2 separate regions of the Homo sapiens genome follow, and region 2 is linked to region 1. The links are chromatin loops, found by intact Hi-C in ENCODE. Cell type or tissue: A673. All regions are shown on one strand.

What was found. A loop is a pair of places that touch in the nucleus more often than their neighbours do. Peaks named below come from ENCODE experiments on the same cell type or tissue, not always from the same donor. Only the 100,000 strongest peaks of a DNase experiment are listed, where the experiment ranks them.
Region 2: a loop joins it to region 1, with 2.7 times the contacts of the local background. A loop is called at or near these places in 4 of 110 quality-filtered maps.

What each region holds. Positions count from the first base shown.
Region 1 is chr16:74,102,958-74,105,457 of GRCh38, reverse strand. It overlaps LOC124903722 (a long non-coding RNA gene), which reads left to right and starts at 1,620. Exons shown (of 2, transcript XR_007065119.1): 1 at 1,620-1,661; 2 at 2,106-2,376. In A673, a CTCF peak has its summit at 1,237; no DNase peak of the experiment used is centred here.
Region 2 is chr16:74,034,105-74,036,604 of GRCh38, reverse strand. No RefSeq gene overlaps it. Among named protein-coding and RNA genes, the nearest start is that of PSMD7-DT, 180 kb to the left of the region's middle. In A673, CTCF peaks have their summits at 604, 1,348 and 1,551 (motif pointing right); DNase peaks (open chromatin) are centred at 584 and 1,554.

The DNA.
Region 1 (2,500 bases):
AGTCAAGGTGGTTTTTAGGTGGCTTCTGTGTATCAAAGCACAAACTACATGCCAGGCAATGGCTGATGGCTCTGGAGAGTCAGACAATAGGTGAGAAGGCGGCATTATCTAAGAAAGAAGGAATCGCTTTAGGTAGGGTGAAGTATTCCACTGCCAGTGGAAGATGTGTCTATCCATAAACACTAAGGAATCTTTTTGATAAATGGTAGAAGGCTAATTGCAATTAAAACAAAATTGCCCTTCCAGGCAGGGCACGGTGGCTCACGCCTGTAATCCCAGCACTTTGGGAGGCTGACGGGGTTGGGTCACGAGGTCAGGAGTTCGAGATCAGCCTGACCAACATGGTGAAGCCCTGTCTCTACTAAAAATACAAAGATTAGCTGGGCGTGGTGGTGCACACCTGTAATCCCACCTACTCAGGAGGCTGAGGCAGGAGAATTGCTTGAATCTGGGAGGCGGAGTTTACAGTGAGCTGAGATTGTGCCACTGCACTCCAGCCTGGGCGACAGAGCAAGACTCTGTCTCAAAACAAAAAACAACTAAAAAAAAAAAAAACATAATTGCCAAACCAAATTATTCCTACTGGCCAAGTGCCGTGGCTCACACCTGTGATCCCAGCACTTTGGGAGGCCGATCCATGCAGATCACTTGAGGTTAGGAGTTTGAGAACAGCCTGGCCAACATGGTGAAACCCTGTCTCTACTAATAATACAAAAATTAGCCAGGCGAGGTGGCGTCCACCTGTAATTCCAGCTAGTTGGGAGGCTGAGGCATGACAATCTCTTGAACCTGGGAGGCGCAGGTTGTAGTGAGCCGAGATCCTGCCACTGCACTCCAGCCTGGGCAACAGGGTGAAACGTGTTTCAAAAAACAAACAAAAACTCACAAATATTCCTGCCTATGTAATTTTAGGGAGAGTTATGTAAAATTAACGTTTAAGCCTCTCCTTTTGTGATTTCCTTTATTAACAAACAATAACAATTTGCAGAATTGCTTTCCTTTCTCCATACCATTTTACCTTTCAGAATAGGATGTGTTAAATCAAGTATAGCCTACAGCTGCCTCCTTATATATTTTAAGTTCTTATATATTTTAAGTTTGGCTTAACTGAGTTATGGCCAAAGGGGGACAAGTGTTCAAACTGTGTTCAAATCAGGCAACGGCTGAGCTGAAACCAATCTGGCTGTGTTTGTCCCTCACTTCCATTTTCCGGACATCACTTTCCTTTTTCTGTCTATAAATATTCTCCCACCACATGGCTGTGCTAGAGTCTCTCTGAGCCTACTCTTGCTCAGGAGGCTGCCTGATTTGTGTCTGGTTCTCTGCTCAGTTAAACTCTCTTAATTTAATTTGCTAAGATTTTTAGCAGGTGTATTGTTTAAATACTCTGTATTAGTTTCCTATTACTGCTTTAATAAATTACCACAAACTTAGGAGTTTAAAAGAATGCAAATTTATCTGTTAGCTCTGATGATAGGTCAGAAGTACAAAGAGGGCTCTCTCTGCCTGAGAGTAAGATCTCATGGGGCTGTGTTTTTTCTCTAGGCTCACTCTCTCACCTAGGCTGGAGTGCAGTGGTGTGATCCTGGCCTACTGCAACCTTGTTCTCCTGGGCTCAGGAGTTACTCCCATCTCAAATGCCCAAGTAGCTGGGACCACAGGTGTGTGCCACCATGCCCAGCTAATTTTTGTATTTTTAGTAGAGATGGGGTTTCACCATGTTTTCCAGGCTAGCCTTGAACTCCTGAGCTCAAACAATCTGCCCGCCTCAGCCTCCCAAAGTACTGGGATTACAGGCATGAGCCACTGCCCTTTCTCCATCTTCAGAGCCAGCAGCAGCCAGTGTTGGGGCTTAGAAAACAATACCCCAAAATATGGCACATGGGCATACTGAGTACTTTGAACACTAGGACATTGGAAGCCCTCAGAAGCAGGCTCAGAAACAAAGTCTCCTCTCTGACCTTCTCTTGTCCTCCTGTCACCCAACCCCTGTTCCCCCTCCAAAGTCTTAGAAACCAGAATTCCTCTTCCCCAAGGTAGATCCTAGTAATTAGAAACCCTCTCATTAAACCTAGTAATGTCACTCTCTGCTTTCTCCTTTGAAGATGCTCATTCCAGAGGGGTCCTGCCCCATACCCAAGAGGAAGGAATGCTACCCAGAGAGGCCAAGAAGAATCTGCATAGACAAGCCTTGTGTGTTCCCCACTTAGTCTATCACAATTAGATTCTTCTCTTTGTCCAGTCATGTTTCTACCTGGTTGCCATTCCTCATTGAACCTAAACATAAAATCAGTTTCCCCTTGGTGTTTAGGTCTTCATTTCTGATGGCTCCTGTGTCCTGTATAACTTTGATTAAATAAATTTATTATGCATTGATATGGTTTGGTATGTCTTCACCCAAATCTCTTCTTGAATTGTAGTTCCCATGATCCCCATGTGTCCTGGGAGGGACCAAGTGGGAGGTAACTGAATCATGGGGGCGGTTACCTCCATGCTAGTC
Region 2 (2,500 bases), 69 kb after region 1:
CCACTTAGGGGAGAACAGGGAGGAGATCGCAGGGGTGTTCTTAGAATACTGTAAGTGCCTGAGGATTGCTTAGGACATCTGATCAATTATCCTGAACAAACCATGCTTATATTACCAGGACTTGGGTACTAAACATTGCCTGAATGGCGAGCACTGACGATTGTTCTTTGCTAGGAGGTATTGGGAATTCTTTTTTTTTTTTTCAGTGCTATTTTCTTTTTCTTTTTTTTTTTTCCAGAACTGCTGTGTAATTTTTATTTGCCCTTTTCTTTAAATTTCTTTTCCAGATAGTAAAAGAACATTTTTAGTCTTCAGTTTAATTTGGATTCAGTTTATTACAGTTTTTGAAGACAAGAAATTAGTCCTGCACTGGGCTAAAACTTAGATTGCTAGAATGGCCAGCCATAGCATGTCCCCCCAGCCTGCAATTTTTTTTTTTTTTTGAGAATCCCATTAAATTTTATTCAGGAGTCCTTTACCAGCCAAATGTATTGTTTCCATGGACACAATTAATGGGGAAAGCAATTTATAAGACTGATGTAAAAAATGAGCACTTCATCAGCCCCCCTGCTGGTCACATTTAGAGACTGGAAGAAGGAAGTGTGCTCTTGTGGGGACGGCACAGCTCTGTGGTGGAAAGGAGGTGGAACAATGAAGGCAGAAGTCACAATTTTCTTTTTCAGTGGAAGGAATTACCCCTTAAGACTTTATTGGGAATTGGGAAATGCCACTAAATGGTGATATCTTTTCACCCATTTTGTATTTACAGAATCTACTCCATGACAACCTTAAAAAAATTCCTTAAAAAAAAAAAAAAAAGATAACCCTTCTCATTTAATTGCTGGAAAAGGTTTTCAGGTATTTGGCAAAGACAGGTAGACCCAATCTGGAATGAAAGCCTCGATGAACTTAACTCAGTAGCTCCTAACTATTGCTAATTTCCACCACAACACTTAAGTTTTGAGTAGTTACGACTGGGTCGTCAAACTTTCTCTTGATTAGCATCTTAATTTATTGTTCAAAATACATACAATGAGGCTTTATCAATATCAGCTCATTTCATTTTCCCAAGTATTGAAGTGAAAATACAAGAACCACAAAGCAATTTCCTGGGGATTTAAGAATCCTGAAATTCTACCACCCACAGCCCAAACCCAGAGCAGAAATCTAGAGAGGTTCCTTGAAAAATTCAGGGCCCTATTGCACACCGTTCCCAAGGCACTTGAATGACTATTAAATTTTTTCGAGTCTACTGTAATTTGGAGAAGAAATGAAGCTGGAGCAATTCTGTGTTCCATTCAGTATTGTCGCTCAGCTTGTGATAAAGAACGTTGCCCTTTTCCTATTGTGTTTCTAGAAGTATAATGGGATAAGCCAACACGTAAGAAAAATAAGAGTGTGAGCAAGTATATTTTAAGGTGCATAAATACAGTTTAATTGCTTATAAGCAAACCCATTTAAGAAACTATTTGTTTATATTTTCAGCCCCAGAGCGATACTGTTTTTTTGAGGTTGCCCCAAAGAGTTGTCAAAAAGCTGTTTTTCCCTGCAGAGGGCAGTGTACCTCTATAAAATACACCCAGTCCCCAGCAGCATTTGAGCGTAGAGAACAAGTATGTATAATTATTTTTTAAGCTGTGAATGTAAATAATTCGTTTTCTTTTGGATGAGACTATGAGGAAAAAATCTTCTAATATTAGAAAATTATAGATTGTGTATAGCTCTATGTGTGTGTTTTCCTGTCAGCCTTTTATATATTGTCTTACCAGTTTTTTAAGATTGAAGGCATTTTTGAATAAGCATTGAGCAAGAGAGATAACAAACAAGGTCCCAAACACAGAGGGAAATGATAATCGGGAGAATAAGAGAAACCTCAGGCTGGGTTGTAGATTAAAAATGCATTTATAGTAAGAATTTGAGGGTTTGCCAATTGCACCAGAAATGCAATGAAAGTAAAACATACCACCTGATGTATTTTCTTAAATACAGAAATTAATTTCAGTTTAAGGAGGTTTCTATCTGTGGCTGGAGATATTTAATCTGAAAAGGGAGAGAAAATAGGTATTTATTCCAGTCATATTTCTCTCCTGTTTGATGTACGTCTCTGTCTGAGAGAGGAATGAATTAAATAGAGGCCAGTAGTCCAGAGGAGAATCGGACCTTTTCAAGAAGAGGCGCTGAAACGCCTATAACAGAGGCACAGATAAATACGCGACAACAGAATTCCCAAACAGTTCAATCGTGGTTTTCCAGGACTTTAAAGGAGACGTCCCACTTTCTGCAGACCCTGGAAAAAGTGCTTAGAGATATTGTTAAGGCTTCTTCTAAGGGTGCACGAGAAAAGTGATCAAGTTGCAAAAGCTCATTTCAATACATCAGCTTCAATGGGCAAAACAAATCACCTTCCTGATGCAGAAATTCATAACCCCCCCAAAAAAATTAAGAGTTTTTTGTTTATTGAAAATCAACAACAACAAAAAAGAAATGTGTAAAATAACTC